Linked DNA regions of Homo sapiens: region 1 is linked to region 2. Evidence: chromatin contacts called from ENCODE Hi-C data. All regions are on one chromosome and are shown on one strand. The core of a region is the stretch at or near the end of the contact, and the rest is flanking DNA. Distances in the headings are between cores, read along the strand shown.

Evidence for each region. A loop is a pair of places that touch in the nucleus more often than their neighbours do. Pooled maps may share reads with other maps.
Region 1: a map of left cardiac atrium shows a loop between it and region 2 (2.3-fold over the local background). The contact joins two enhancer-like sites. A Hi-C loop is called at or near these places in 3 of 168 maps with a recorded cell type or tissue (Panc1, ascending aorta and left cardiac atrium) and 6 of 50 pooled maps.

The regions. Positions count from the first base shown.
Region 1 is chr5:71,780,929-71,786,974 of GRCh38, reverse strand. No RefSeq gene overlaps it. Among named protein-coding and RNA genes, the nearest start is that of CARTPT, 65 kb to the right of the region's middle. Within about 2 kb of position 3,859, at least 10 of the 41 ENCODE cell types and tissues checked have a DNase peak (open chromatin) inside an H3K27ac peak, as active enhancers do.
Region 2 is chr5:71,889,438-71,895,583 of GRCh38, reverse strand. No RefSeq gene overlaps it. Among named protein-coding and RNA genes, the nearest start is that of CARTPT, 170 kb to the right of the region's middle. Within about 2 kb of position 3,528, at least 3 of the 41 ENCODE cell types and tissues checked have a DNase peak (open chromatin) inside an H3K27ac peak, as active enhancers do.

The DNA.
Region 1 (6,046 bases), core at 2,610-5,109, 110 kb after region 2:
CCTCTGAAAAAGCAGATGGTGCAGCTGAGGTTGTGAGCTCTCTGACCAAATCCAAGTGACAGGAAGGGGACCTGCAGGCACAAAGAAGCAATTTGACTTAGAAACGTCACACTGCAGGCTGCCGATTAAAAACCTTTGTTGAGATGCAGTCAGCCATGGAAGATGTCATGTGTTGTCAGGTTTAGAGACACCTGTGCCACTGATGGGTGGCTTCTTCCATTGACTTCGGCACTCCATCTGAAGTGAGAGGGCATTCCTACCAAGAACTCTGAGACTTAAAGGGAGAATGACACAGGAACAAAGAACACAAGCCTAAAAGTCAGATTATTATGCTACCACTGACTCTATTATGAAATTCTCAGTTCTCCAGACCTCGGTTTATCTTCTGTGCAGTGAGGGATTTGAGCTATAGGATCTCTGCGGTCTGTAACTCCAGCCACAGGAAATGGAAGTCTGCTCCCTTTCACAAAGGCTCTTTGTCGTGAAATCCCTTGCTGCTGACCCCCTGGACCTCATGCAAGCACCATCTTTAGAAATTAGCATTATATTGATTTTGACTTGGCTGTCATTGATGCTTCTGTTTTATGTGTTTTAATTAAATGTTATTATTTGCCACTGTGTCCCGAGGCCATGTGTTGGGAATGGGTGAGATTGCATAAATCAGACGTGGAATTCTATGTTGGGAGTCCATTGACTCTCTCAGGATATCGCTGTAATTATTTCCCTTGGATCAATAGAGAAGCTTTGATGTTGTCTTTACAGCCAAGAGAAGGCTTCTTTCCATTTATCTCCCACCTTGTTGAAAATGCACAGAGCCCTTCTCTAAAACTCACCCTCCCTTAATATAAAAATGAGCATTTCATTGTGTTTTCAATGTTGTTGCTATTTTTTAGGCACTGTCATCTTTCAGAGCCACCTCCACCTGGGGACTGGGAGCCAGTTTCACTCTGCGACATGAAGTCCCGTCTTGGGCCTGGGCCTTCTGTCCGTTCCCCTCCGGCTCCCATCATGGTTCCTCTCTGCACTGCAGGCCTGGGGCCACTATTCATTCTAAACTTCTTCTAGATGCTTGTGTTATCAAGGATGTCATTTTTATTACCCTCTCTACACTCGCATGTCTGCCTTGCATAAAGTTAGCTCTCAGTGCATGTTGGTTGAATCGAACTAAGAGGAGAGAGTGAGGAATTTGAACTTCTCTCCAGCAGAGTCACCTAGAGCCAGTCGAGGTTCATTTCAGAACCTGTACCCTAACTGGGACAGGAAAGACTGTAGCTGGAGGAAGAAGAGAGGCTATGGTTTTCTAGAGCATCATTCTGTATGTTAAGTCCAAACAATACTAACGTTTTTTTAAAAAACTCCCATTATATATAATAAATTCTTAGCATACTTTGGGGGTGGGGCTGGGAGGGATGATTTACTAACCATTTTTTGCTCATGCTTAATAAATATTTCCTGAAAGTATACAAGTCAAGAATCCAATTCAAGAAATGAGAAAAAAGAGCATCTTCCTCAAAAAAAAGAAAAAAAATTTTTTTAAATCAATGAAATTCATTTTGTACTGTTTACAATTTTATTGCTGCATCCTAGGCACTGACACATAATAAATGCTCAATAAATATTTATTGAACAAAAATAAATCAATAAACAAATATTTCTTGAATAGATATTTACATAGAAATGAGGCACCAGAGCAAGTGCAAATATCCCCTCAGACTCCCTGTCTTCCTCAATCCAAATCCAACCACCTCCAAGAAACAGGGCTTTCCCCAACACTGGCATTTTCATTTTTCTGAATTTCTAAAGCCATAGGTTTCTGCTTAATTATACCTTTATTTACTTAAAAAATATTTATAGAGCACTATGTGCCAGTCACCATTCCAAGCACTCATATATATCTCATTTAATCCTTAAACAATTCCATGAGTGGGTATTAATATTACTAATATTATTATCTTCAACTTACTGATGAGAAAATTGAGGCATGAAAGAGCTAAATAACTTGGCCAAGATCACACAGCCAGTGAGTACTGGAGTCAGGATTTATCTATTTTTATTTTATTTTATTTTAGAGACAAGATCTTACTCTGTTACCTAGGCTTGAGTACAGTGGTACAATCACAACTCACAGCAACCTCGACCTCCTGGGCTCAATCAATCCTCCCACCTCAGCCTCCCAGGTAGCTAGGACTACAGGGTCACACCACCATACCAGGATAATTTTTTTTATTTTTTTGTAGAGACAGGGTCTCACTTTGTTGCCCAGGTTGTTCTCAAACTCCTGGGCTTAAACCGTCTTTCTGCCTCAGCCTCCCAAGGTGGGTAAGCCCCAGAATCTGTTTTTGTGACCACTATTCTGGGCCACTACCACCCTTGCCATGATTGATCTTCAGTTGTTTCATGCCAACCTGGGCTCTCTCGTTGTCCTGTGAGCCTCCTGACAGGTGGGACCACAACTCCTGCTGCTTTTATCACATTCCCCCATCATATTTATTCAATAAATGTTTATTAAGCACCTCCTTTGTTTCTGGCATGTTCTAGGTTCCAGGAATACAGCAATGAACCAGACTGTCCAATCCCCTCCTCATGGAGTTTACATTCCAATGAGAGAAAAACAGACGATACCCAGGCAAACAAGATACTTAGAGATCATTACAAGTGCGATAAAGGAATAAAACAGAGTGAGGAGTCAGGAGGCCTTGAGGCAGAGGGAGCCTCCTTACATCATGGGGTGAGAAAGGGCTGTCTGCGCTGAGCCCTGAGGAAAAAGAGCCAGCCAGTGAGGAGTTAAGGGAAGAGAGCTCAGGTGCAAAGAGCCTGAGGCAGAAATGGGCTTGGCAAGTTCTGGAAGGAGAAAGATGCCTGGAGGGTGACCAAGCAGGATAGGAGAGGGGAACAGAGCTCAGAGCTTGCAGGCCTGGGGAAGTTTGGATTCTGCACACGGTGTTGAGAGAAGCCACAGGACATGACACAGCGCTCACATGACACAGTGAACACTAAACGACTACCACATCTCTATACCTGGGTGCCTCTCTGCACACCAAGCTACCTGGAACCACTGAGCACTGCCTCCGGGGTGCCCCGTTACCCCCAAAATTGCTGTTCTAGTAGGGTGCCGGGGACAACCTTGTGGGCCTGGAGTCAGATGGTCTGAGTTTCAATCTCTACTCTTCTGATCACACGTTGAATGACTTTAGGCAAATTATTGAACCTAAGCTTCAGTTTTCTAGCCTGAAAAAAGTACATCATAAAGGACATATCCCAGATTACTGTAAGGGTTAAATGAGCGGATAGGTACCACATGCTCAGTCGTTCTTATGTTGTGGTGGTGATGTTTATTAATCGTGCTAGGAGTTCAGCCCTGAAGTGTAAACACTTCCTAGCAGAACGTGCTGTAATTTCTGGCATCAGCTATACCGTTTTCTGGGCTAAGAGCAACAGATCAGTGAAAAGGGTCTGAAAAGAAGAAAAAAAAAAACGGTATGATACAACACGTCTACTATTTCCCAAATAACATGACCTCTACTTTCTATTTTTTATGCAACACGCTGGAAAGTTCTAATGCATTCAAAATCCCTCTCCAAGCTCTCTCTGGTTTCTTATTAGCATATGTCCAGAGACAACATCAGTCGTGCGACCCTCTGAGGAGAATCGATGACTGAAAATGTAGCGCGCCATGACCAGAAACTCAATTCCCGGCCAGATGAAAAAAGAAGCCCATTTAACCCAAGGAATGTCAAGGCCAGGGTTTCTGTTCAGATATCCTGAGAAACGAGTTACATGGAAACGCCGAGACGGAGGCCTCCATCCCCACGCCGAGCATGTCTTTTCTTTGGTGCGCCAAGGAACCCATTAAGAACCAAGCCCTGGCGCCATCTCCTGGCAGTCTCGAAAACTGAAAAGCAGACGTTTAACACAAGGGACCCCTCCCTCTCCTTGACAGAAATTAAGTTCGGGGGAAAAAAACTGGTAATTTCATGGGAACTTCTGTGTTTTCAACCTCCTGTTAAATATTTGAATCGAGAAGAGCAGATGGTAGCAGTCTCAGCCATTTACAGTCCCCACAAGGGACTGTCCCTGCTATACCGCCACTTCCTTTGTTTCTGTAAGAGCTTGTCACTCAACAGAGGTACCAGAGATCAGAGCCAGCACATTTATCTGCAGTAGCTGGTGCTTGGCCCCACTCCCACAAGTGCACCCAGCATTACCTGAGGATAGTCCTCTGCCCAAATTAACATCTTCAAATACATCTACTTTCTCAAAATACTTTACACAAAGAAAGCATGCATGAAATCTGCCTTCAAAGAGGTGGGCTCCAAACTCACTGCAAAGCTGCAAGCCCAAGTTCACCTCAGTACCCAGAATCTCATGATAAGGATCAGTTTGGGGTCTTGCTCTCCCTAGGGAAAGACCAGGTGGCACCTTTGCCTTCACAGCCACTTTCACTTTCCAAGGCTTTGCCTGGCCCGGGGAGTTTCCGCAGTTAGCGTTCAGCTTCATACTCACCATAAAGCCAGGTAACTTGGCATCATTAGACACAGAGCCTGAAATGACTAGAAAAAATAAATCTGCAGGGTTGCTGACCAAGGAGTGAACCAAAATCCCCAGGAATTTGGTCTTATTCCTCTGGAAGGACAAGCAGGGTGGTTTTGAAAACAGGGAAGCCATTGGCTGGGCTGGTTCCTCCCTGCTTTACTCAGGGATATATATTTACTTATTTAAAATGCATTGAGCCCTTTCTGCTTGGCAGATAATGTAAAAAGCACTTTACCAGCAGTTCTTTATTTAATCTCAACAACAACCCATACAACTGGTATCATTTTTATTTCCATTTAACAGATAGAAAACAGAGAGAACTTTACATAACTTGCCCAAGATCTTAGAGCAAATAAATGGTAGAGAAAGGATTCAAGTTTATGCATCCTGATTCTTCTTAACCACATAAGAAAGTATCTCTCAGAGACCCAGGACTTGGGATTTTCATTGGCACTTCTGAAAACACAGCCACTCCTCATGTTTGTAGGATGAATGAAATGGGATAATTTTCCCTAAAGAAAAAAGGTGCCCTCCATAGCCCTTCGAATGTGTGTGTGTGGTGGGGGAGGAGGAGATGCAGTAGCATCTGGCCCCGAATTTTAGTCCTTCTTGAACAGCATATACCCCATGTAAATTCTTTCCCCTGAGTCTTCACACGCTTGATCCAGTTACTGAACCGTAGTCCTCATCCCCAGCCCATTTTTTAGGACCTTGTCCTTAATTTTCTCATATCATTCATGCCTGATGACTGATTTCTCATGGTTATTTGCAAAAGCACAAATACAAATGCTATTAACTGGTAATAAAACAAGCCAGCCATTTCTAAAACTCAGTGCTGGTGACTGCTTAGTGGTCTTTGGGGACCCTGGGTTTGCCAGATCCCACTAAAGCAAACATTGCTTTCGATACAAACTTGCCAAGCGTGATTTGTAGTGATTCGAGACCAGGACAAGGCAGTACACAGTCAGGTATGGGGCGGCCGGGTATGGGTAGTGAGTTCTACTCATGCTCAGAAATAGAAATGGTTGGCATGGTGGGAGCAGTCAGAGGGGAAGCCACTGCTCCTGCCCCTGCTCTCTTTATACCTTGCCTGACCTCAGTATCTGATGTGTAAAATGACAGAGCGCAGTTGATAACAAATCCCTTTTGAGCACTGACCATAATTCAGGCACTCTGTGGTCCTGGTGATACAGTGTTGAACAAGACAATGATTTTGTCCTAATGGATTTTATAGTGTGGTGGGGAAGAAGGGGAAGGCAGATGATAAACAGATAAATAGATAAGTTACATGGTAGGTAGTGATACAGGCTACAAATAAAAGTAAGTCAGGGTAAAAGGATAGTGAGTTGCAGTGGGGTGCCAGAAAGGGAGGCTAGGGAGATCTCTTTGATGAAATAACATTAGAGTAGGGGTGTGGATGAAGTGAGGGAGCAACCCAAACTCAAAGCTGTGGGAAGAGCATTCCTGGAAGAAGCAGCAGGGAGGAAAAGGCCCTGAGATAGGAACGACGCAA
Region 2 (6,146 bases), core at 2,279-4,778:
GACATTTGTTTGATAGATGCATATTAAAGGTTATATATTGATAAACAGTTATAATATTACAATTAAACAGAAGAGATGTCACCCAGATATATCTCATCTCATTCATCCATGAAACATTTAACTAAAGAAAGGACTGGCAAGGCTGAGTGCCATCCCTACATGCAATGCTGATAGGGATGGGCCTGGCTGGAGATGTTCATGCCGCTAGAGCATGACCTGGAAAAAGCCCTGCCAGCTCCACCCCAGACATGAAACAGACACAGGTCCAGGAGCCAGGAGACCCTGTTTGAGTCTCAGCTCTTCCCCTTCATCAAGTCATTCTCCCTCTCTGAGTCTATTTCCTCTTCTGTAAATGAGTGGGTTGGTCTAGATGATCTTTAAAGTACCTTCAGTTCTAAAACTCCAGGGTTTCATGTGCAAGATGGTGGCAGGGTGGGGGTAGAGGTTGCAATGCTTCTTCCCCACTCGTGCTGTGTGTCTGGATAGAGGAAACCTCCTCAGTAGGGGAGATTCTAGATTCTCTTCACCTTGTACTTCCACTGCACGTGTGGAGATGGAAGCTTCTCTGCTTGGTAAATGTGGGGAGAATGGGTGGTCATGTTCAACTCCATCTTCTTGTTTGACACTGGGGCAAGCAGTCCGTCTCCATTTCTGCTCCAAGAGCAGCCCCCTCCCTAGAGCAGGACTGCCTCCAACCAACACTGGTGTTCCTCATTTGGGGGCTCAGAACTAGCAAGGCCTCTTGGCTAACGTGCTAAGGGTACATCCTTTCACCTGGCCTAGGTGTGACTTCATTTACTGAATGCATGATACAGCTGACCTGGCAGAGCTGACTTGAGGGGGGCATGAGCCTTCACCCCATGTGCCAGCATCAAAGGGGCTTCCTCTGTCCTGGCTACTCTTTCATAAAAACAACTTTATGGTTGTTTTCATAAAACACTACCACTATTATCCTCATTTTATAGGTGAAGAAACTGAGGCTCAGAGTTTAATCAACTGGCCCGAGGTCTCACTGCTAGCTGATAGAGTCTTTGTAAGAATTGTATGCACTGTCTCTGAATGTGTTTTTTGACGTTGCATCTCCCAGGCCTGGCTGTGTGACATGAAGGGGCACCATGGATGCAGCCTGTCTGGGGAGCAGCCCCCATTGGCAGCCTGATGGGTGAAGGGAGAAACCAGTCTTCAAAGTCACACCTCCAAGAATCCTGGATCTACTCCTCACCCAGCCCCTACTCAGTAGCAGCTGGCTGCACAGAGGCGACAGGTGGAGCTATCAGCTCCAGAGGAAACCACTTCTCTCCACCGATGTGGGGCAGTGAATGTGGAGGGTGGGGTGGGCAGCCTTGCCGTCTGGCTGAGTTTCTCTCAGGAAGTGCAGCTCACCTGGGGGTCCCTCCTGACTGTGGTCTCCAGCCCTCCCTGTCAGAAGAGAGAAACATCTACCTGGCAAAGCTGTCAGCTGCAGTTAGAATGAACCATCTTCAAACTCCAGCAGCCCCTAGCTTAAATGTTACTTCCTCAGGGAGATGTCTTCATCATCTGGATCAGCAGGTCTGAATTGTGGTGGCCCATTCCAATCCCAGAGGGCTTTAAAAAACAATGATGTCTGGGCTCCTTCCCTTCCCTGGTAAATCAGAATCTCTGGGATTGGCCAGGGTTAGAAACCACTGTTCCAGACAAAGCTCATTCCCTTACCCACCATCCATTCCCACTCCTGGGTTCACATCCCACTTGTCATTTTTACCTGGATGGCTGCGTTAGCTGCTGACCTGTAACCTCCATGAGAGTGGGGGTTGCAGCATGCCCTCCTCTCCAGCACTTGACATGGTTCTTCACACTCAGCAGCAATTCAAAGAACATTTGGCAAATAAGATCAAACAGTGATGACTTGGCATTCAGGACTTTTTCTCAAAAAAATTCAAAATACTTTTACATGGAAAATTGTTTGCATGTGTATTTCATAATCGAAAAACACATTCATAAGCAGCTTATGCAACTCTTACATAAACCTTGTGCGATAAATACTATCACCTAGCTTTGAGACCTTACTCAAGCTAATTAAACTCAACCTCAGTTTCCTCATCTTTAAAATAGGAATAATAGTACCTCCCTCTTAAGGTTATTAAGAAGAATAATTGAAATAACCCTAACACTTAGCACATTGCCTGGCCCACAGTGAGGGTTCAAGAATATTAGCTATTATTGTTGATAATTCACCTCATGTTACAGAAGGTAAACTGAGACTCAAATAGGCAAAGTGCCTTGCCCAAGATCCCACAGGGTTAGGACCCAAACCAATGTCTTCTGACTCCCAATTGTGTATTCTTTCACATTCCAGTTGAGAATGTTTTTGTAAGCTAGGATCTACAATATCAGCCTAGTTTTCCAGATGGGAAAATTCACCACTGAGAGAGGTGAATCAGCACAGTGCATTGGATTAGGCATGAATGGATGTTCCTCTGCTCTGGCATGGGCTAAGAGTGGGCCTTCATCCAGCCCCATTTTCTCCCTGTGCCTCATTTTCTGCCTCTGTAGACTTGAGAGGCTGATCAGGTGATCATGAGTTCTTCTCCAACCCTGACTATGTGAGATGTGTCCAGTGATCCTCTGCATGGTGTGTGGGTGCTCTGCTCCTGCCCCTGGGCAGAGCAGCCTCCTTCCTCCCACAGCATCCACGCTGAGCCCAAAGAGAGGAGATCATAAATCATCCCTCCCTGCCCATAATGCCTTGCTTTTGAAGGAGCCAGGGAAAGATGAGGCTGCCCCTGGGACCACAGGCCCAGCATGTGACGCCCTCCCCCTGCCCAGGCTGCTACATTCATTATGCACATCCTGAGTGAGGAAGCTCTGGGGAGCCCCATTCCAGGAGATGACAGTCTCAGGTTCTTCTTCGAGAGCATTCTACAAGGTAGTAAATAGACACTAATGAGCCTCTGGCTTCTTAATGTGCCGAAGTGTCTCTCTCACTGGTTTTGCCAGTCACGGAGCATCATTCTTCCAGGAAAAGCAGCTCTGGCCTTCCTCAAGTCCAAAAAGAAAAGAAACTAGGCAGAGAGTATATTAAAAACCAGGTAGAAAAAAAGAAAAACATGACCCTGAAACCACACCAATTTGGTGATTTTTTTTCTTTTTGCTGTCCTAGGACTTTTTTAAATATTGAGGAGGTATGACATTTCCAGGGAGAAAACACACACAACAATTTTTTTGTTTTCATTCAGGCAGGAATTAACAAAGAGGTAAATTGCCTCCACTTTTGGCTGTTATCTTTTCTGCTGCCTTGAGCATCTAAATTGTGAACAGGGAAGAGTAGCCAGAAAAGGCCAGCACCTGTGGACAGGCAGGAACCTTTGAGCTGACCCAGGCCACTGAGAGTCACAGGCCTGAGAGCTAGAAGCTGCTCACCTAGATGAGATGACTGGAACAGCCTGTCCCTCTCACTTGAGGTCACATGTAAGTCAGCACATGCCTAACATTCCTTCCCCTCAGCCTCCCTGTACTGCACAGGACTGTTGATGGCCTGCCTCTGGCCAGGCACGAGCTGCTTCCCTTATCCATTCACGCCCATCATGAGCCAAGTATTCAGAACAGGATATCCACCCTACGTCTCATTGCCAACCAGAGGCTTTAGCATTTTGCCTGGTAATTCATTATCTCATCCTCACGCATCCAGTGACAGATCCTCACAGGTCCCAGAGCAGTGAGGAAGAATGGCTACCCTTTACAGAGCACCTCCTCTATGCCAGGTTCTTCACATACCTTCTGTCATCCATTCATTCTGCAAATATCTACTAAATCCCTGCTATGGGCCAGGCATTATGCTATGCTTGGTACTGGGGATACGATACTGAGTAATTTAGACAAATCCCTTACCCTTACAGAGTTAATAGACCTTATCTCAGATCTTCTCAAGAAATCTATATGGGGGATATTATTATTCCCATTTTACAGATGTGAAAACTGAGGCTTAGAGAGATTAAATAATTTGCCCAAGATCACATAGCCAAAAAGAAAGTCAAGATTTGAACCTAGATCTATTTTTACCCAAAATCTGTGTCATTTTTACTATACCACATTATTTTTTAGCAAATATAGGAAAGTGGGTCTCTTGATCCTGCATTTTTGGGGCTTTACTCACTGAATTTTACACATTGGAATGCATGTCTTAAGTTTCTTTCTACCTGGTGCCTAGCACAACATGCTGCATAACAGGCACCTAATTAGGTGGATGAATTAATTTAATATATTAACTCACTGTGAGCCCCAGACCAGTCACCTGCCCTTCTCATCTTCCTCTCTAGCCACCTCTCCCTCTTCACAGCCATGGGTGTAGGCTCGCCTGCACCCTCCACACCAGCTTCCTCACATGCCATTCACTCCTCACCCCACCAGAGATGCTTTCTACAAGACAGCCAGAAACTTCTTTGTCATTAAATCCAATGGGTGCCTTTCCACACTCATCTTCCTCATCCTTTCACAACATGTGACTCCTGGGAATTCTGCTGCCCAGGCTGCCAGGACTCCTACATCTCTGGCTGTTCCTCCTTGGTTCCTTTTTAATTACTCTTCCATTGCTTCTCAATAAATACAGTTTCCCTGGGGTTTTGGTGCCGGCTTTCTCCTCTCCTCAACTCTTGGTTTCTTTTTTTCCTTTTGAGATGGAGTTTCGCTCTTGTTGCCCAAGCTGGAGTGCAATGGCATGATCTCGGCTCACTGCAACCTCCGCCTCCCAGGTTCAAGAGATTCTCCTGCCTCAGCTTCCCAAGTAGCTGGGATTACAGGCACGCACTACCACTCCCGGCTAATTTTTTGTATTTTTAGTAGAGACGGGATTTCACCATGTTGGTCAGGCTGGTCTTGAACTCCTGACCTCAGGTGATCCACCCGCCTTGGCCTCCCAAAGTGCTGGGATTACAGGCATGAGCCACCGCGCCCAGCTCTCCTCAACTCTCTACTTTCTCCCTGGGCAACCACACTCCCACTCAGCTCTCTCAAATCTCTATCTCACCCAACATTTAGATGGTGAGCCTGAACTCAAGGCACCCTCCCACAAGGCTGTCCTCTTTCCTACGTTACATGCAAGAATTAGTGACATCCTTGTCACTCAGACACTGAAGCCTCCTCCTTCTCCCTCACCTCCACATTCCATCTAGCAACAAGCCTTGTCCATTCCACTCCTCAGGCATGTCTTGAACTGTCTCCTTCTCTCTTTCACGACCACTACCTAATGCTGGGGCTTCGTCATTGTGTCCTACCATCACTGCGACAGCCACCGACTGATCCCATTTCCCTCAGTGAGTCTGACCTCCTTCAGTCCAGCCTCCACCCTGAAGCTGGAAGAAGCTTTCAAAAACTACAAATCTGTTCATCACTCTCCTGCTCTAAATTATCTTAGAGGATTTCCCCTTGGTTCAAACTCATTACCATGGCTCCTAGGACTTTTGACGATCCTACCCCTGCCCACCTTTCTGGCATCATTTTTTTTCACCCTCCACCTCCATCCTGCATGCTATGCTCTGACTGTACTAAAACAGGTTGCAGTTCCCATACCATGCCAAACTCTCCACCCCAATATATCTCTGTACTTGCTGTTTCTTCTACTTGTAAAGCCTTCTCTGACCGCCTTTATCCTTCAGGATTCAGTTCAGTCTCATCTCCTGTAGGAAGACTTCCCTCGACCTTCAGTCCTAGAAGAGGGGCTGTCCTCTGGGCTCTCATCCTTCTCGTGCATTCCTTTCTCATAGCATCTAACACTCTGCTCTATAAGACCACATTATTGGACTTCAAGGTCCTCATGGGCATAAACTCTCTTTTTCATCTCTGTGCTTGCAAACCCTCATACTGCTGTGAAACTTGGTATATAGAAGATGCTCAGTGGAAGAATGAATGGGAAAGCATGATGGATGGGTGGATATGAATGAGTATGTAGATAATTGAAACCAAGATGAAACTGGAGTTAAATAAGTCTTCTGTCCAAACTCCTTCCTCAACTCCCCATCTTCCCAGAGTGAAAGTGGAACCATGCAAAATGGTTCCAAAGCCCCTGTGCTAAGCAAAGTTCTACAAGCTATCTGTGGAAAGCACATGGCACAGATGGAGAAACAAAACAAATAGAGTTTAATAACCAGCCAATATTTTTAAAAGGGGTA